2 separate regions of the Homo sapiens genome follow, and region 1 is linked to region 2. The links are chromatin loops, found by intact Hi-C in ENCODE. Cell type or tissue: ovary. All regions are shown on one strand. Each heading gives the region's core, and the rest is flanking DNA. Links, peaks and the distances in the headings are about the cores only.

What was found. Hi-C counts contacts between places; a loop is a spot of excess contacts. Peaks named below come from ENCODE experiments on the same cell type or tissue, not always from the same donor. Only the 100,000 strongest peaks of a DNase experiment are listed, where the experiment ranks them.
Region 1: it touches region 2 in a loop (2.0-fold over the local background); 9 of 110 quality-filtered maps call a loop at or near these places.

Annotation. Positions count from the first base shown.
Region 1 is chr15:93,069,119-93,079,688 of GRCh38, reverse strand. It overlaps RGMA (repulsive guidance molecule BMP co-receptor a), which reads left to right. Exons shown (of 4, transcript NM_020211.3): 2 at 6,658-6,773. Among named protein-coding and RNA genes, the nearest start is that of RGMA, 15 kb to the left of the region's middle. RefSeq lists an enhancer at 5,132-5,889 and a silencer at 6,046-6,184. In ovary, for the core only: no CTCF peak of the experiment used is centred there; DNase peaks (open chromatin) are centred at 5,923 and 6,438; H3K4me3 peaks cover 2,791 bases; H3K27ac peaks cover 2,671 bases.
Region 2 is chr15:93,481,048-93,491,617 of GRCh38, reverse strand. No RefSeq gene overlaps it. Among named protein-coding and RNA genes, the nearest start is that of LINC02207, 370 kb to the left of the region's middle. In ovary, for the core only: a CTCF peak has its summit at 5,361; a DNase peak (open chromatin) is centred at 5,607; H3K27ac peaks cover 2,640 bases.

The sequences.
Region 1 (10,570 bases), core at 1,600-9,599, 410 kb after region 2:
ACTGCCATGCCTGGCTAATTATTGTATTTTTAGTAAAAATGGGGTTTCACCACATTGGCCAGGCTGGTCTCAAACTCCTGACCTCAGGTAATCGGCCCGCCTCGGCCTCCCAAAGTGCCGGGATTACAGGTGTGAGCCACTGCACCTGGTCAGAAGGGTCATTTTAAATAGCCACTTTTGCAGAATATATACTAAAAAAGTATTATTATGAAGCACACTTTATAAAGTCTTAACTAGCTGAACGAAGCACAATGTGTTCTCTAAAAAGAACATGAAACCCAACCAATCTATTAGCATTCTTTAAGGAGTCAGAAACAGGCCTGGAGACGAGGGAGAAACCCAGGATGAATTCTGTTTAGACTTTCAAAATTCCTTCTGACAAAGTTCCATCCCAAAGGTCATTTACAATAGTAAGTCTCTCCAGCATGTGCGGGGAAATTGCCGTGGATCAGAATTATCCTTAGAGACAAGAAATAAAAAATAGGATAAACAGGTACTTTTCTGGATGAAGAATTATTAACAGTGAGGATCCCCCAGGAACGTGGGTGCATCCAGACTTAGTTTAAATTTACATGGATTATCTGAAGAAGAGAAAGCTCAGATGGTTCCAGGCTTTGGGATGAAATGAAGACTATGCAGAGATGGCAAACAAATGGTGATTAACTGCAGGATGAGCTTAGGAGTTAGCAAGAACATGCATATTAAGCTTTTGCAGGCGCAAGTCTGTTAATGCATTTATGAGAACATAATCCAAATTACAGGAAAATGGACTTTGTCCAGTCTGTTTATAGCCACAAAGGAGGATCCTTGGGGTCTTTGCAAAATGTTTGTTTGCTACAGGCCACTCAGGACCAAGTGTTCAGAAAATGCTAAAATACTGTCAGAAACGATATTGGAAAACAAGCGAAAAATAGTATTCTACCTGGGCTCTACCCAAACCTGGCAGTTGTATTCTCTTCCCCTTGAGAAAAATCTCTCAGAACTGCAGAAGGTGAGCAATGTCATCACCTGAAGTTCTTCGCAAGAGGCCGGGCTGCTTTGTACCTTAAGGGTTTTAGTGTGGAAAGATGAAGCCAGAAAGGCGATATGATCAAAGTCTATAAAACCTTGAAGGTTATGGAGAGAGAGAACAAGTACTGATTCATCAAATCTGAGATGACCAGACCCCAGGACGGCCCTTAAAGTCTGAAAGAGGAATTTGAAGGATAAATTAAAAATAAGGATCCGTTCTCACACTCTGAGTTGTAAATTGAAGCAACTCAGTTCCTCAAGACATGGTCTGGACAAACATTTTTCAGGACATGGGGGAATGGGTGGTTACTCAAGAAATGTTGTCAAATTCTTGGTCAGTAAGTGAATGGTGGATTAAGAGCCATTGGTAACATATCCCTACGCTTGCGAGGTTGGCAAAAATACCTGGAACCAGTGTTGGGTCGTTTCCTCCATATTAGACAGGGATCTGTTAGAGAAATCTAGATCAAGCTAGTTTCAGCAAAATAAGGAATTTTTCTCAGCTTCCATAGCTGGAAGAGGTACTAGGGTAGCTCACAGGAGCTCAGGAAGAGCTGCAGGAGAGTCATATGCTGAAGAGTGGCTTGGGGAGGCTTAGCCTAAATAAAGTCTTCATCACTCCCCAAAAAGCTCACCTGATAAAATACAACTTAAGTAAAAACAAGATGTCAGCTGGGCACAGCGGCTCATACCTATAATCCCGGCACTTTGTGCGGCAGAGACAGGCAGATCACTTGAGCCCAGGAGTTTGAGACCAGCCTGGCTAACATGGTGAAACCCTGTCTCTACTGAAAGTACAAAAATTAGCCGGGTGTGGTGGCGTGTGCCTGTAATCCCAGCAGCTCAGGAGGCTGAGACACAAGAATTGCTTGAACCCAGGAGGCGGAGGTTGCAGTGAGCCGAGGTCGCACCATTGCGCTCCAGCCTCCTGGGCGACAGGGCAGCTGTCACACACACACACTATGTCACGTCCTCAAATGCTGCCTCAACTACTAACACTCATAAACACTCACCCTCGCACAAGATTGCTGCCCTAAACCGATCCTATGTTGGAGTCGGACCAGAACTGAAGCTTCTGTAGCAACAATCTCAAGAAAGATTCTGATTGGTCCAGCTTGAGTCACTTGCAATCACCATTTTATTGAAAGTAATTGTTAGGTTATCTGTCTTGGCTTGACTTTAATCCCAAGGGGCAGAAACTGACAGACCTGGGTCTTCTGTGCACCTGCCAGCAGCAAGGAGGGCATGGGCCCGAGATTGATAGAACTTACAAACCCAGCTATTCCCCTAGACATGAATCGCCTAAGGGAGCTCCTTAAAAATGCTGATGCCCAGGCTCTACCCCACAGAGATTCAGATATAGCTGCTTTGGAGAAGGGCCTGGGCAACTCTAATCTTTTTACATCTCCCACAGTGGTCTCCCAAAAGAATAAATCCCTCCCCTTCTTGAGGCTTTGGGTTGGGCTCCCAGGTGCTTCACAGGCTCCCCCAAGCTCTTTGCTCTGTTTCTCCAGCTTCACCTCTTCCTTCTACAGCCGCACTTCAGCCTTTGCAGATCCTCAGGTAAAGCACACTTTGTTCCTGGCGTGCTGGGTGTTCCTTCTGCCTGGAGTTTTCTCCCTGCCATCCCCTCCCTTGCCCGTCAACTTCCCCTGGCATACTCCTACACTGGGAAAGCTTCTTTCCCCTCCCTGCACCCCAAGCTGGGCTGGAGCCCCCTGGCGCCTGTGTTCTGTGTCTCCCCTGTCAGAGTCTGTGTTATGCTTTATTGAAAGTGATTGTTAAGTAATCTGTCTCGCCTTGACTTTAAGCCCGGTGCGGACTTGCTCACCACCATTGGAATGAATGGCACACACAGTACGCCAAGCATGGGGTTCGGCCAGCTTGGCTTGGCATTTTTTAGCCATTTATTGGGTGCGTACTTAAGCGTTCCCAGCCTCAGTTTCTTCATCTGCAAAATGAGGATGGTAATAGAATCTTCATTAGCTGAAAGTTTCTAGAAATGTAAAGTACTCAGCTGGCATCTGACACAATGTAAAAATACGTCAAAATATTAGCCATTATTTTGAAAGACACCACCTTTTTTGGTAAAGGTCATTCACTCCTCACCTCTCCTTTAGCACTCATTTTTCTCTATTATCTGTTTCTACCAGCAATTCAGAAATAGGGACTGTCTTATTTCTTTATCCCCCAAGGTCTAGCCTGCAGCAGGTCCTGAATATATATTTGTTGACTGATGACTCAGGCCCTAGATTTGAGAACACTCTGTTCATACCTAGAAGCAGGCAAAGTTGGAACCCCTGACTATCACTGCCCCTGAGAAGACTTCAGCCGTATGCAGAACCCTTCCTTTCAGAAGCCCCTTGACCCCTTTCCCCCCATCAAATAGCTACCCCCAGAGTGGAAAGGGAGAGAAGGTGGAGGGGGATGCTCAGGATTGAGGCCTCCACAGCCAGTGCTGAAGAAAAGGGGCAAGAGTCATGCATGAGAGTGTCTCTATCCCCAGGTCTAAGCTGTAGCCTAGGGGACACCACATACTTGGTTAGACTCTATGGGGCTGTTTGTTTGAAGTCAACTACACTTTTGAGTTAAATGAGTTTCTATGGCGAACGGAGTGCTGAGTTCTCAAATCTAACGTTTTAGGAATTTTTTATTCCTGCAGAGAGTTGGGGAGCTGTTTAAAAGTTGGTTGGTTTAGCCAGTATAGCTAGATTCCTCAAGGTCAACACAACGCCATACTGCTCTAGCTGGGGCTAGATTTCTCATGATAGTCTAAACTGTGTGATGGCCAAGTCCCCACTTTGAAGATGTCCAAATTCAGCCTCAGACATTTCTCCTCAAGAAAGGGGGGGAAAAAAAGCCTTTTGTGCCCCTTTCCCAAATTATTTGCTCATGTCGCAAGACTGGGGTCTCCTCCTAAAAAGGCAGCCAGTACCCGTCTCCCGGCAGGGACACTGGAACTCCCATGGCCTGGGGCCTCTTCCGAGTTCTATTCAGTTGTAGTCTTGGAGTGACAATATTATCAGCCCGATCCTTACAGATGAAGAAACTGAAATGTAGAGGTTAAAAGTCCTGCTGCGAGAAGAACCAACTGAAAAAAAAAAAATTCTCAGGCTTTACAGCAAGCAAACTTCACTATGATTTTTCACAATTCTGATTCTGTATTCTCTGGGGGTTATCTCAGTTGCTTCTTTAGGATGGGGTTCATTATGTTGTACATATATCCCAATGTGTCTGTATGAATCTTTGTCTTTTTTGGGGCAGTGTGGACGACGGGTTCTTTTTAGATACTGTTCCTAAAAAGGAATCAGTGCATACACCTGTTTGTCAAAGCACCTTTGCTTTTTGTGCAACTGCTTTATATTAACAATACTTAAAATAGCTTTGGAAAAAAAAACTACTGTATGTAATGGAATTGCAGAATATGCTGCACATGTATTTTATTTAGTTATCCTTTCTTTAAGAATATTGGATGACATTTCCTGACGTGGGAGGGAGAAACTCCTTTTTTTTTTCCTGCTTTTAAATTGTAACATAGTTGAAGATTTCTTTTTTCTGTTCTCATTGAAAAAAAAAAAAAAAGTCCTGCTGTGAAAAGTCCATTCTTGGGCAAGGGCAGCCCCAGAAGGGCGTGATTTCTGGGCTTCTGCGGGCTGCATGGCCTCCTCTGGATCCTGAGCCCTGGTCTCCAACCTGGACATGCTGCAGCAGTGACGGTGGTTAATTACTGTCCAGGTGACTTGGAATGCCAGTGATCCCTTCTCATTGGCGAGAGACTCTAGAACTAGCTCGTGAAAGGCAGACTCTAGCAAATGGTGTTAATTAGTGGAAAGGCCACTTGGTCACCTCTGTGCAGCCTGGCACAGTGCCTGCTTAGCGTGCCCCGGTGGCCGCTGGAATGGGCTGCCGTTCGGTGATGCTGCAGAATAAATTGTTGGGTCGGGCCCCAGGACTGGCCAAGCTTGAAAGGAAGAGCATTTTCGATGGTGGGCTTTCACTGGGAAAACCGTAGCATTTTGCAGACCCGTCCTGAAATGAACCCTGGTTTGGGGGAAAAATATTTAGAGCTTGTCGATCTGAGACCTCAATATTTCAGGGAAACACAGTGACACCCCCTCGTAAAGAAGAGTTGTGTCTGGCATTTCCACCTAAGGGAAGAGCAGCTTCGTGTTGCCCTGTTGCACAGCTGGCTGAGGTATGGTCCCCTTGTGTACCTGTTTTGTGGAAGCCAGATTCATAAGTCTTGCTGCTGGGGTTGTGTCTTCACAGCCATAGGGCCTTCTCCCCTCCCTTCAAACTTGCTCCTCTCCACACTCCCGACCTGGCAGCCGGAACCCCAAATGCAGCTGCAGCCCTGCAGCCTTGCACAAGCCTGTGTGGCCTTTGCAGCAGGTAAGGACTGTGATAGTGCTTAAGAGAAACCTCCAAATTGGATAAAAACCCAGAGGTGTTTTTCCCCAAAGAACCAGATGGGCAGGCTTGGGAGTGAGGTGAGGAGGGTGGCGGGAGGAGTTGGTTTGACTAAGAACACTTGCTCAGGACTATTTGTGTTTCATCCAAAAGATGTCTCTCAGGGGAAGTTACCAGTCCCTTAAATATCACAACGGCAGCAGAACTGCAGGGCCCAGGGAACCTTGGGAAGGAGATGTTTCTTTCCCAGAAAAATAAGCGACAGAGTTAGGAAAGGTCACCATACTGAAGCCCTCCCAAGTGCAGCCTTGCGGGCCTCGCAGAGAGCGCCAAACCATCCGGCCCTGCGCGCCACGCGGACCGGCATAGCCATCTCTCTGGAGTGGCAGCTGTGCCAAGGTGGCAAGGTTAGGCCCGCAGGCCCTCAGCACGGGGGCGCAGCCGGGGCAAGTCTTCAGGAAGCAGCGAGGTGCTTGAAGGGGGTGCTGGAGGCAGGCCAAACCCAGTCAGGATGGGTGGCCTGGGGCCACGACGGGCGGGAACCTCGAGGTGCGTTAGTAGCTGAGATGCAGAGAGCCATCCTGCCCAGACCTAGACAACTCGGAAGTGGGTTTTTCAGCCTCCTGCACCGGTGTCGCGTCTGAGTGCGACTGATGAGCCAGGGGGCGTCGGTGGAAGCTTGGGGTCGGCAGTCTGGTTGGAAAGTAGGGCTGGGATTTGCCTCCAAGGACAGTTTTTCTACTTGGATTGGATATTCGTGGAGGGGATTAAGGGGGCGTCCTGCCCCGCCTCATGCCCTGCGGCCTCCCAAGGGTGCTGGGCCTGGTTTGCAAGGACAGCCGCGGGCTGGAGATGGCGCGAGGGTCGGGGAGCGTGGCGCGCCCTCTGATCTAGGGCCGTGGTTTTCCGAGGTCCTCACGGCGAGCGCTGCGGCCGGGCAGCCTGGGTCCCCGCCCGGCCGCCTCCGGCTACCTCGCCGGCCTCGCTGAAACCCGAGCGCGAGGGGGCGGTGCGCAGGCGGCTGGGGCGCGGGGCCGCGTCGACATTGGCGGAGAACCGAGTGATGGATGGCGAGGGAGGGGCGCGCGGGGGGCGGCGCGGGAAGGGGAGCGCGCCGGGCGCCCGCGGCCGAGGTGGACGGAGCCTCCCGGCTCGCTGCTCCCGCCGGCGGAGCGAGGCTGCCCTTTCTTCGCAGCGTGATTTATTTTCTTCTTTTTTTCTGAACTCTTCTTCCAGGGAGAGGCTAGTGGTAACAGGCCGAGCTGGATGGATGGGTATGGGGAGAGGGGCAGGACGTTCAGCCCTGGGATTCTGGCCGACCCTCGCCTTCCTTCTCTGCAGCTTCCCCGCAGGTAAGGCACTGCCGGCCGGGCGCGCGGGGCCGGGTCCCTGGGCCGCCCCTCAATGCTGGGCCAGATGTGCGCGAGTGAGTCCGGGCTCAAGTTCTCCGGACCTCCTCCGGACCCCGCCTCCTATTTCCACGGGTCTTTTGTTTCTCCCGCACCCCGTCGTGGGTGCGATGCCTGCCCTTGGGGACCCGGAGAGGGGCACCCTGCCCGAGTTGCCGTGAGATGGAGCCGTGTGGGGAGGGCGCAGGGGCCGGGGTGCCTCACTCCCTTCCCTTTTTCCGAGAAAGGGGGTGGCTGGGAACGTGCCTCCTAGGGGCTCGGGAAGAGGGGGAGAAGGGGAGGCACGCCCTCGGTGCTGGGGACACTTTCTTCAGCTCCTCGCCCAGCAGTTTGCAAACCTGCCGGGTGCCCAGGGGTGGAGCCAGGGTCGCCCCTGAGGTCCCAGCCGAGTTCCCGACAGCCCCCTCCCCGGAGACCTCGTCTCGTTTCCACCCATTTGGCCACGCGGGGACACCCACGGACTCGGCTCAAATGAGCTGGTGTTCCTGTTTGATAACTTTCTGCGTCGCCCCCTGTTTGTTTTTATTGTGTCAGAAAAGGAGAGAATTTCAGAATTAAAGCTGAAAAAGCCCATCTGTTTCCAATGAATCCCCCATAGTTTTTCACAATGTTTTTGGCAGATCGCTGCTTTCAAATTCCTCCGAGCCCGGACCTCTTGTTTTTGTTGGGGGAAGGGAGACCAACTCCACAGAGAAGCATTTGTTCCTTCCCAAACGCTCCAGTTTCTTTACTTTTTTTCCTTTCGGGGGGAGGGGGGAGGCATGCAACTTAAATCCCCGGCCTGTTTTCTTTATGATGTTTCATAAAACTTTATTTCATTTTTGCCATATGCTGCTCACAGCCAGAAAACGCCAGTTAAGCCCTTTATACCCATTTTTTTTCTTGCTAAAAATACAAATAAACACAATGTCACGGGCCAAATGGCCCCCCCGGCGCAAGGCGGGATCTCCCAGCCGTTTCCATTGTGTTTGCGGGGTTCAGAGGTGTCTTTTTGAAAAAATTTCATCTTGTTTCGCACCACAGCCAGGCGTAGAGCCGCAGCCCCCGCGCACTACTGAGCTTTGCAAGAAAGGACTTGAGTTTAGACTCGGATTGGGTTATTTTGATTTGCTCTTCCGCCAACTGGGTTTCAAGGAACTGGCAAAACTGGGCAGGTCTGGCTCGGCCTGGCTGTGAGTTGGGGCTCCCAATGGGCGGACCACGCAGACAGTGAACAGTAGGGAGCGAGGGATCAGTTTACCCCCTAGTCCCAGCCCTGCTCCTGGCCCCCAGCGCCAGCTCAGACTTGTGCGTCCGGCTTACTCAACCACTGCGCACCCCAGAAGGGTCGCAGAGAGCCGCAACCTGCTCTCCAGACCTAGGTTCCATAGGGAGGCCTGGCCAAGGACAAGATGTCGGGTGAGGGATCTTGGTATCCCCAAAAAGTACTCAGCTTGGAATGTCAAAACCTCCGCAGGGGATCAAACAGCAGGGTGCCCTCTCCTCACCCCCAGTGTATTTAAAAGGCAGTTTCTCCACCTACTTAAGAGTCTGGTTGAACAGCCCAATTTGGTTTCCTCCCAAGAATTCAAAATTAAAATAAAAATCACCCTATTTAAGAAGAAGTCAACGTTTTGGAAAAGCAGGAGTTTGCAATTTGTGTTCTTGGTTTGGTCTAGATAAAGATCAAGCCCATTGGAAGTTTTATCAGATGGGTTGATAAATGGCTTTTGTCCCTTGGCTGCCGTGGGGGATGTGATCTCAGCTCAAAGCTGAAATTGAGAAGAGGGGCTTAGAGGCCCTTAAAACAACACCTTCCCGCTCTTAAAGCTGCAGCACTTGTTACCTTTTGGGGCTGGAGAGGAAAGGAAGGCCTGGCAGAAGTTTCCAGAGGTAGGAGGCTGCATGGCCTGAGTGGTGGTGGTTTTGTTGTTTCTCGATTTATTTCTCCATCCTAAAAACTTTTATTTTAAAGCATCCCGCCATAGGCTGAGGAACACTGGTAGGTTATATAAGTCACAGCCCAAATTCCATCACTTTTGTTTCCAAGAAACCCATTTCTTTTTGGCGTCAAGGCCGGTAACTAAAACCTGGCCGATGGAACTGATAGCTGCTCTCCTGTCACGCCAGCTGGCTAATGTTTCTTCTCATTTGAGGGCTTGACAGCTGCGTTTAGTCAAAATTGCCCACCTGACTGAAAACTGAGCTTCCAGTACCCCAAAACTAAATATACTGGGGGCTCCAAAACTTGTGTGCTCTAGAAATGTGGGTCAAAAGACAGTTTCTTAAGTAAGGGATGAAATGGGAAATTTCCACAACAGAGAGAGACTGTCCCATTCTTTGACACATTGACCAGGAGAGGGGCCGCTTAGGAATGAAGTTAGAAAACTTGCAGGTCTGATGGAGAGCAAGGCGGGAGATCGAGAAATAAAGCCCCAGCAAGTGGAAGGCACCCAGACACACTGGGGGCCCCTGTGTGCCTTGGCCTCTCCCGTTGAAGACAGGTGGAAACTGGCCGAGCAACTGCGTGAAAGCCTCGGTTTGTTCTGTGCTAGTCAGCTTGAATGGCTGCCAGGAGTAAGCCTATAGGAGTGCAAATTAAATCGAACATAGTTATGTGGAGAAAGATGCCTTCACCTCAGCTACACTGAGAGCGTTTGTGTGTTTCGAGTGTTTGCATTTACTTACTCCATGTGGATGGCCAACCTACTGGGTTCCTGACTCAGTGACAACTTTTGGAGCCTTCTAACCAAGCCCCTCAGGCAGACCACAGCCTGGTGATGAGAAAGGGCCCCTGCACTGTCAAGCGGTCTGGAAGGGTGTCTGTTTAGATGATTCTTTGGGGACAGCACAGGCAGACAGTGTCCACGTCTACCTAGGAAGGGAGGCCAGAAAGGACTCTTAAAAGAGCATTCCACAAATGGCATCCTACTCAAATCACAGCTAATAGATGGCTTTTTAAACTTTGAAGCCATTGTGACTTTTTCGAAAAGAGTTCCAAGAGAAATCCATCCAGGCATATGTTTCGGACATGTCACCAGGCTTCCTGTTCACTATGTGTGGGTCCTGTACTTCAGCACAGTGGTTCTCCAAGTGTGGTCCCTGGACCAGCAGCATTAGCCTTCCTTGGGAACTGGTTAGAAATGCAAGTTCTAGGCCCACCACAGACCTATAGAAGCAGTTACTCTGGAGCTGGGGCCCTGCAGTCTGTGTTCTAGAGCAGGCCCTCCAGAGAGCTCTGATGCATGCTCAAGTTTGAGGATCGCTGTTCTAAGAACTATTGCACTCCAGACTTTCTTTGTTCCTTCTTTCTTCCCCTTATACTTTGAACTGCAGCTGTTTTAGAAATGTTAGTCCTCAGTGGGTAACTAAGGTTTCGGGAGACCAAGGCCCTCTGCAGTGTCCAGGTACATCTGTGTCGCTATAGAAATGAGACTGTTTCTATCAGAGCTGCTATTCAAAAATGCATCGGCCAGGCGCGGTGGCTCACGCCCGTAACCCCAGCACTTTGAGAGGCCGAGGTGGGTGGATTGCTTGAGGCCAGGAGTTCGAGACCAGCCTGACCAACATAGCGAAACCCCGTTTCTACTGAAAATACAAAAATTAGCTGGGCGTGGTGGCATGAGCCTATAATCCCAGCTACTCGGGAGGCTGAGGCAGGAGAATCGCCCGAACCCGGGAGGTGGAGGTTGCAGTGAGCTGAGATCGCACCACTGTACTCCAGCCTGGGTGACAGAATGAAACTCCGTCTCAAAAAACAA
Region 2 (10,570 bases), core at 1,072-9,071:
AGATCAAAAACTGCTCCAAGATTTCTAAAGAGAAGAGCTCGGGCTCCCCCCGCCCAGCACCATTCTGGGCTGGAATGAGACGAGACCACCCTGGGGGACAACTGAGATGCTCCTGAAATGTCAGAGGCAGCACTGCAAGCCTCTGATCCTCCACCACCTTCTGCGCTATGGATATTGATTTCAGACACTGTTACAGAGCATAACTGAAAGTCTGGACCTTTACAGCTTGTCATTTGGGCCAGCCTTTCACAAGGGACTTTGCACCAGCAGCCTGGTGTCCGGTACCTTTGAAAGCAGAGCCAACCCTTCCGAGGCTTGTTTCTTCACTCCATGAGGTTTGATCAATGACACAGCCAGACATTTTCATTATTTTGACAAGCATACATAGAGCACTCAGACCAGGAGACAATGGAAGGCCTCCAGCCATTGGTGTGCACGAGAATTAAGAAGAATAAAAATGTCAGCATGCTCTGATGTCTTCATCTTGACACTTTTGAGGGAGCTGTTATCCTTTTGAGACAGTCTGCATTTATTGTGTTACACATTGCCATAGACTTTGGAGTGGGAAAGAGAAGATGAGCAAGGGAAGTCCATGACTTAAAGAAACTTGCAATCCAGTTTCTTTAGAAACTTGATTGAAAAAGAGATGTGGCTATAAATGCTACAGGAAAGCAAATCAAAGTGGGTGGGGCTGCATTGGTGCTGGGATAAGTGAAATTTTTAGTCGTGTCCCACCTGCCTTATTAAAAGGAGAGAACATTAGGATCAGAGAAGAGGCTGCCCATTTGATGCTGAAATGCCAATATCAAAAAAAGAGCCTTCAATCTTGAACTCATGATCAGATAGCTCACCTAGCTGGATATCCTCCCCACATTTTAAATCCAAATAGCATGGTTAGATTGATCCCAGTGTCTCAAGTTTTAGAACCCTATGTTTTGAGTAAACGATATGGATTTTTTGCAAACCACATTTTTGTGAAAAGAAGCAGAATGGGAGAATAAAGAAACCTACACATAGGAAAGCATGCCCTGAGCAGTGAGACTGCCTGATATTGAAAATGACCTTGAGGTTTCTCTCTTCAACCTCAGAGGACCACAGGAAGAAACAGCAAAACTAATGGTGGAAATAAAGTAAGATAGGTATTTAAAATGTCTACAATGCTATCTATTTTTAATGATCTCGGATGCTAGAAACCAAGGAAGGGAAGTCAGCCTTAAAAAGAACCTGTGAACCTTTGCCTGGTATCATATTTCACAAAGTTTTTAAACTTCCCTGTATCAACTTTCATGATATTATAAGGATATTAGCAGCCCCAGTGCTTGGGATTAGACAGAGATGAGGAGAAGGAATGCACAGGGGAAAGCATATAATCAAAGATCACTAAACGTAAGCTAAATTAATAAATAAATGGAGACAAAAGTCAAACTACATTTTTGCAAAAGAATCTTCACTATTTGCTTATACATCCTTTCATCCAGTCAACAAAACTGAGCTGGGTGTTTGGGATTCCAGAAGCTTCTCACCTGGTAAGGACATACTAGGAATCTCTATTGATTTAAATTGTGGGTAAATCATCTCACCTTTTTTGAAAAATTAAAAATGTGATAGTCGTCCTACTTCTATTTCTCTCTCATTCATTCAGACAGTCATTTACTTATCTTACAAAGATTTAAGCATTTAATCTATACCAGGCATTTTACTAGGCTTAGAGGATACCAAAATTAATAGAATACAGCATCTACCCTTTAAAAGAGCCAGTCAAGAATTTCCAGTAATGCCAGTTAAAGGTGATTGATATGGCTTGGCTGTGTCCCCACCCAAATCACAACTTGAATTGTATCTCCCAGAATTGCCACATATTATGGGAGGGACCTAAGGGGAGGTAACTGAATCAAGGGGGCCGGTCTTTCCCATGCTATTCTCATGGTAGTGAGTAAATCTCACAAGATCTGATGGGTTTATCAGGGGTTTCCGCTTTTGCTTCTTCCTTATTTTTCTCTTGCCACTGCCATGTAAGAAGTGCCTTTCACCCCCTGCCATGAGTCTGAGGCCTCCCCAACCATGTGGACCTGTAAGTCCAATTAAACTTCTTTTTCTTCCCAGTCTCCGATATGTCTTTATCAGCAGCATGAAAATGGACTAATACAGTGATCAATATAATAACGTTTACATAAACAAAATGCTAAAGCAGGTACAAGCAGCAGTGAGGAAGGATTTTTTGAGAGAAGAAAAAAAAAGAGTAGCATTCGATCCGAGTCACCAAATATGTGAAGAAGTTTCCCAGGCAAAGAGAACAGAGGAAGGGCATGCCCCAGGGAGAGCAAGACATACACTGCAGATGGAAAAGAGGGCATGGCATGTCCAGCAGGCAGCAAGGAGTAAGTTGTGTGTCATTGAGAGCTTACCACAAAGGTGGGCACCAACAGGAAGATCTTGGCAGCTCTCCCAAGGTGCTTAGACTTGATTCATTTCAACGACGGGGCTGCTATCAGACACCTTCACCCCTATTCTATCTGGTGAAGCCCAGGAAATTTAAGTAACTTGCCCAAGAACAAGTCTGTCAACAGTCAAATGGCTACCTGATTTTACTTACAGAAAGAAAAGCTGCCATCCTCCAAGTTGGGCTGAATTTTGAGTAGATTGAAATGTTGAGCTTATGGGGACACACAAGGCATCACTATAATGCCCTATCCTAAGATTTGCCTGTCATTCTTCCATGCATTTATTCAGTAGCTTTACATCAGTCTCTGCTTGATGTCAGCCACCATGTTAGGCCCTTGAAGTACAATTGTCATGGAAATAGACATATAAGAGCTTGCTGGTAAAGTTGAGAGGAGGCCAGGCAATACAATAAGTGCATGGCATCAGAGAATCCCCACAGCAGTGCCTCTTGACCTGGCCTAGGGGAGAGGTCCACTCGTTAGAAGTAAAGTGCCCTGGAGAGTCGCCTTCTGTGCCTCACTCAGTAAGCCCACTTGGATGTGGGCCAGACGAACCTAACAGCCAACATCCCGCCAACCAGAACTGCCATGTGGAGTGTCTGCATTCTCCCCCAGATGTGTGTTCCTGCCTGAATGTGCACTGATAGGAAGCAATGCCAGTCCTTCCGCATGTGACAAAGCTAATTCCAGTCACCACTTTCTCTCAGTCTAGAGCAATCTTTGAATCTTGTCCATAAAACTAATTGAAAAGGAAAGCAAATGCATTTCACTGAAAGGAAATCACAATGCTGTGGCTGATTCCATCATTTTTGTCAGTAGATGGGAAATTCAAGTGCAACTCCTATATATAATTACCCATCATGTCTTGAATACAAAATTATAGCTTCCACAAGTTAGACACATTTCACACACAAACACTGCCATGGTATAAAAAGACAGTTAGGCAATAAATTCCATAAATGGAGTGGATGAGCAGAGTTTTTTTTTAACCACTAATATATTTTATACATTACGATGATATGCATTCTGCAAATTTGTGATGTCCTTTAGGATAGGATTTCTATATTAGATTTCTTTTCCAATGATCACAAAATCTCTCCCACCTTCACTTATCCCCCCCAAAAGCTTCCCAGAGAGGCGGCAAGAGCACCAGATTAGAAGTCAGGAAATGTGCATTATTTCTTAGATTCTATCACAAATTACTTTTTGTTGGCAAGTTATGTAATCCCTGCTTAACGTTCTCATCTACAAAACGTGAACAGTGGCACCTACTCCACTGAACTCCCAACCTGCTGGGAAAAGCCCTGGATTTGGAGTTAAGAGGCTGAAGTTTGAGTTGGACTTTGCCACTGACTGGCAAATGACTTTGGGTAAATCACATAAACTCCCAGAGACCAAGGTAATTCACCAGTAAAGCGAGCCTAATTCCACCTGCCTCACAAATTTGTGCTGAGAGTTAAATAAAGTAAGCCAGAGTGTTTTATAAACCACAAGCACTTACAGTAGCATAAGGTATTATTAATTAGGATCAAATAAGATCTTATAACTGTAGTGTTTTGAGAAGCACATAGCACATGTGTCATTGAATTTCTTTTTCTTTTCTTTTTTTTTTTTTTTTTTTGAGACGGAGTTTTACTCTGTCGCCAGGCTAGAGTCCAGTGGTGCAAACTTGGCTCACTGCAACCTCTGGTGCACCTTGGGAGGCTCTGGTTCAAGCGATTCTCCCACCTCAGCCTCCCGAGTAGCTGGGAATACAGGTGCACACCACCACGCCCAGCTAATTTTTGGATTTTCAGTAGAGACAGGGTTTCACCATGTTGGCCAGGATGGTCTCGATCTCTTGACCTCGTAATATGCCCACCTCAGCCTCCCAAAGTGCTGGGATTACAAACATGAGCCACGGTACCCAGCCGTCATTGAATTTCTTATGCAGCCAACCATGCTGCGTGTATCTTCTACAATCAACCTTTAATGTCTCACACATTTTAGGGCTACCTCTTTTTATCATCACTGGGGAAAGACCAGAGGATCCTACACAGCAGGCTGCCTGAGCAGCTCAAGTTGCCTTGCACTGAGCGTGTCATAGGAAGCCTGGATGACACCAAGACTCAGCGACTGAGGAGACCTGGCCCGGCGCTACTCCTGTGTTGGGAAAGGTGGCATGGAAAAACGAGGAACTCCTTTCTGCTCGAGGAGTGATAAGGCGTGACAGCAAAAGAGGTTTTGTGTAATCTTCCCTTGCTACAGCCAAGCAAGTTCAGGGCCCAGGCCAAGACTTGTTCAACGAGAACCAGGTAGAACCTTTCAAGGCTAATGACACATGAGATTGACTTCAGACACAGTTTGATGAAGTTTCATTTCCTAAACCCAAGTTCATTCACCTCACTGCCCCACTTCGATCTGTCAGATATTCTAGAAGCACTCAGCTTTCTCCAAACTGACCCATGGATCCATAGCACAGTAGGCCATAAGGAGAACATACTGTCCAAACCTCTTCAAATGGCCCCAGCATGCCAGATGCCTTGACCAGGAGCGGTGGAAATAGCACTGGCATGTTCCACCTTTGGCCTTGATTTGTAGCAATGCACAGGTGGCGTCCACAGCACCCAGTGCCAACCCAGAGCACGAGGACACGGGCATCAATTTCACAGCCTGAGTTCCCTAAGGTAACTTTTATAACTCTGCTATAGTAGTTACTTTTCTAAAGGTCAAGATTTACATGTTTATTTTGACTAATGCTACTTGGAATAATCCAGATTGAGGAAAAAAGAAAAAAGAAAGAAAGAAATTGACAGAAACAGTTTAATCTTGTTTGCAAGTGAAATCTACAGCTCATTTTGGGAAATATCCTGTGAGAATTCTTCTTGATGTCATTGAGAGGGGGAAGAAAGAATGACTTTCAGTTCAGCATGGGACACCCAGGGGGCGGAAAACGCCAGTCCCACACAAGAACATCTGGTTGGCGAACACAAAGGAACATAACACCTGCGAACTCCTCATGTGTTTACTCTGTAACTAGTTGTCCATTATCCACACAAAATATGTTTTGGGGCTGGAAACCGGTTTGTTCCTGCCAAGAAAGTCTGGAGTGATAACGCAGCCTGTTTACCTTGGAATTCTCCCCATCCTAGCTAGCATGGGTGGACCCTGCTGAGCCAAGACAGCTTTGGAACATGTTTCTGCCTCATGCCTGTTTGCTGAGACTTCTATAAGTTTGGAGCTGGCAACTGGGACAGGGTGTTGGAGGATGAGTGTGTGGAGAATAACTGTTGGGCTTCAGGAGAGGGTTATGATATTATTTATTCCTCAGTGATGATTTCCTGGCAGGACTTTTCATGTCTTAGCCTCTGGAAGGAGTTGCATGTATCAAAAACAACACCAAAACAAACCATTTTAACACCCACACTTACAGGAAACTCTACCCCAGGGGTTGAGAGTTCTTCTAAAGGAAGAAGAAGGCCTGCCATGTGCAACTCTGCCCTTGGCAGTGTGGTTGTCAGCCCCCAGCACAATTTATTGGTCCTTCTTTGAAGCGCTCTTGGCCTCTAGAATGAAGCATCCCCCGAAGAGACCTAGCAGAAAGCAACCCTTGGCCGAAGAGTTCCCGCCATAATTCAGTCCCTCTCATTGTCAGGTGGGACGGCCAAACACAGCATCACTCCCTGTCACCACCTTGAGTCAAAATTTTAGCAGGAGACTAATGGGAACAGTGAATGCCATTGGCTTGGGGACAAATTGAAGCTTACAATGAAGAAGTGAGAAGAGGTATGTGGAAAAATAGCAGAACTCATATTTATTTGAGTCCTAGCTTTAAGCCAGTCTCAATGATTAGCACTTTGCATACTCTTTCTCGTATAATTTTCATAATAACTCTATTCTCCTACTAATTTTGTAGGCTAAAAAAGGAGGAACTCTCCCAGGGTCAAGTTATTTCGCCAAATAGAAAGGCTGGGGTTTCCACCCACATCTCTCTGGCTTTTTTCTGCTACATCACACAGTCTGCAAAATGAAGGTTGACAAGAACTGATATTCCTTTGCCTCCAAATATATCCAAAAAGTCCCATTGTAGTGCTGAGTTGCTTGTCTGTTTGTTTCAGATGGCTTAGCCAGGTCTCTATTCCTCTTTATCTCACCCTGAGAACAGGAAGAAAGTTAAAAGATCATGGGGATTGTGTTGAACTAGGAGTAAGAAGGGCTATGTCCCAGGCTTGCTTCTCTCACACTGCACTCAGGTCCTCAGTTCACACTTGTTTCACATGAGAGTGCTGGAATATGTGCTGTGATAGATGTTGGCTCTATTGTTTAAAGATGTTCGATGCATCTCTAGAAAATAACAGAAACAGGCCAATGATCATAGAAGAAATGAAGTAGAGTGAGGTGAGTTACACAAAGATGAGGTAGGCTGAGCACATGGGTGCAGGTGGAAGATGGGAAAGATGGAAGGATCAAAAGTTACACTAAATATACTTGAGGCACTCAAAATTCACTGGGACTTAAATTGCCCACTCATGGGGAACACCCATTTTGGTTCTGCCTATCCTCTGGCTAAAACAGGGGTCCTCAACTCCTGGGCTCCTGCCTGTTAGGAACTGGGCTCCACAGCAGAAGGTGAGCAGTGAGCAAGCAAGCATTAACCCCCTGAGCCCCGTCTCCTGTTAGATCAGCCGCAGCATTAGATTCTCATAGGAGCACAAATCCTCCTGTGAACTGCGCACGCGAGGAATCTAGGTTGCGTGTGCCTTATGAGAATCTAATGCCTGATGATTTGTCACTGTCTCCCATCACCTCCAGAGGAACTATCTATTTGCAGGAAAACAAGTTCAGGGCATTGATTCTACATTATGAGGAGTTGTATAATTATTTCATTATATATTAAAATGTAATAATAGAAATAAAGTATACAATAAATGTAATGCACTGAATCCTACCCCACCCTTGATTCATGGAAAAATTGTCTTCCATGAAACTGGTCCCTGGTGCCAAAAAGGTTGAGGATCATTGGCCTGAAACACAGATAAAAGCCAGCCGGCTCACTGGCAAGCTGCGGCTGGGACCAAGCACACCTGTCTCCATGGCTCACAAAAACAAATGCGTGTGTCTGCCTCAGGTACCTTCCATCTGTTGGCCCCCTTGTTATTAAATCTTGTCCTCTTCATAACCCCAGTGTCAGAGTGTGAGAGTGAGAGACAGACACAGAGAAAGGGGGTGGGGGGCTATACATATCGTCTAACACAGCAGTGGTCCTCAACCTTTTTGGCAGCACGGACTGGTTTCGTGGAAGACAATTTGACAATTTTTCCAAGGACTGGGGTGGCAGGGTGATAGTTTCAGGATGATCCAAGCGCATTACATTTATTGTGCATTTTATTTCTATTATTATTGTATTGTAATATATAATGAAATAATTATACAACTCACCATAATATAGAATCAGTGGGAGCCCTGAGCTTGTGTTCTTGCAACTAGACAGTCCAATCCAAGGGTGATGGGAGAGGGTGAAGATCATCAGGCATTAGATTCTCATAAGGAGCACACAGCCTAGATCCCTCACACGTGCAGTTCACAATTATCATAGGTTCCTGCTCCTATGAGAACCTAATGCCACCATTGATCTGACAGGAGGTGGAGCTCAGGGGTCATGTGAGCTCTGGGGACTGGCTGTAAATACAGATGAAGCTTTGCTTGCTCGTCCGCCCACCACTCACCTCCTGCTGTGTGGCCCAGTTCCAAACAGGCCACGGACTGGTACCAGTACCAGTCTATGGCTGGGGGGTTGGGGACCCCTGTAATACAAGACTGGAGTCTGGCCCTTTCAACCCTGCCTGTACCCTACCCCAGGTGTGTTAGTCTTCATCTCTTTCCCCTTACTTCTGTGTGTTTTAAACTAGTTTATTAAGCTGTCTGATGAGAACATCTTAATTTGGTATTTGAGGCTTTCTGTTCCCTACCTTCTGGGATGGTTTTTTTTGGTGATGCACTTGAAGGGCCCCACTGCATCCAGGTGATTTCCCACTTCACAGGGGACCTCCGAGACTCTGCCTCCCTTTAGCATTCTGTGGCTCTTGATCCTCAAAAGAGAGCAAATCCTGGTGGAATAATTCAATGGCAAAGAAAACCAAGTAAACCAGAGAAGATGAACATGATTTTTTTTAAAAGACAATGCTTATGAATTACTTCATGTCATTGGAATTTGTATTCGTTTCTTTAAAGCCCTCTCAGTGTACTTCGGACTTAGCCTGTCAGTTGGCGCTTTCACCGTCTCAAAGCCCTCTCACCCTGTGGCACCTACGTGAGCATCACACTCACCTTGTAAGGGTCTCAGAACAGACACAATTATTCCTGTTTCACAAGTGAATAAACTGCGCTCAAGCAAGTAGCATGAATTGCCTGAGGGTAGATTACTACTAAAAGATGAGTTCAGACCTAGAATACTCAACAAAGATTCTTTCCATTATACCATGTATACACTGAAATGTATTTAGAGTCCTATCCACATGCAGCAGGAATTGAAAGACAGGGAAGATAAAGCTAGGGAGGGAGGGACAGACAGAGAGAGAGAAATAAGACGGGTGGTCATGGATGATATGTATTTTACGTATGTGGTATATATACTACCATTTGTTGAAGGCCTATTTTGTGTCCAGTAATGCTATATGTGTTTTATCCACAGCATCTCTCTTTCTCAAAGTGCTAAGAGATCATATCACTCTCACTTCATCACTGATGAAAGGGAGACTCAGAGATGCTCCTTCAGTAACATGCTTGATGACGAGGAGAAAATGCAGATTTCCAGTGTAAGTCCGCTGACCCAAAGACCCGCTTTCTAAGATGCAATGATCATAATGATCACTACCAATTAAGAATCCATAAACTTGGCCGGGTGTGGTGGCTCATGCCTGTAATCCCAGCACTTTGGGAGGCTGAGGCCGGTGGATCACTAGGTCAGGAGATCGAGACCATCCTGGCTAACACGGTGAAACCCCCTCTCTACTAAAAATACAAAAAATTAGCCGGGCGTGGTGGTGGGCGCCTGTAGTCCCAGCTACTCGGGAGGCTGAGGCAGGAGAATGGCGTGAACCCAGGACGCGGAGCTTGCAGTGCGCCGAGATGGCGCCACTGCACTCCAGCCTGGGGGACAGAGAGAGACTCCGTCTCAAAAAAAAAAAAAAGAATCCATAAACTTTTTGAGTATGTTCTGTGTACTGGGTAGGGTTAAGCATTGCACATACACCATCTTAGTTCTTCTCATCATGGTCCTCAGAAAGTCCCTGCAACAAAGTGTCTCTTCTGTAAAAGAATGAAAAGTTGATGTGTTAAAGTGTAAATGGAAGGGTTTAGACACTTACAAATACGCAATGGAGAGCCATCAAAATACCTGTCAAGACAGAGACGATCTTTAACCTTTGACCTTGCCTTTTGACTCCTCCCAATACCTAATGTTAAATGACGAGTCAATGGGTGCAGCACACCAACATGGCGCATGTATACATATGTAACTAACCTGCACGTTGTGCACATGTACCCTAAAACTTAAAGTAAAATTAAAAAAAAAAAAAAAGAGGAGAGTATAAACCCAGTGATCACGACTTGTCATGGCAGAATAAACTGGGGAAGGGCGGAATTGGCGATTGAAAGAACCAAAGCTAACGTATGGGCTTTATTCGGATTCTGATTCTAACAAACCATGTATGAAAAGACATTGAATATGGACTGGGTGGTAGATGACATTAATAAATTCTTGGGTTTTTATTTTGTACAGTATGATTAAGTTACTGTGAATATTTAAGATGTTCTTATTTTTTAGTGATATATATGTACATGAAAAACTATCAATGAAATTCATAATTGTTTAGATTTGCTCTAAAATATTTTAGCAAAAAAAGATGAAGAATATACGATAATGAATGTTAATACTGTCAATAGTTGTTAATTCCAGTTGATGGATATATAGTGTCCACTGTAATATTCACTCTGGACTATTCTACCTTTACATGTTTGACATTCTCAAAATAAAAAGGAAAACTTTACATTGGTGACTGAATGAGGTTAGAGAAGGGAGCCAGGAAGGAAACCCTGGGGGTACCTAGAAAGACAGGGAAAATAATAAAAATAAGAAATGAACTACCTGA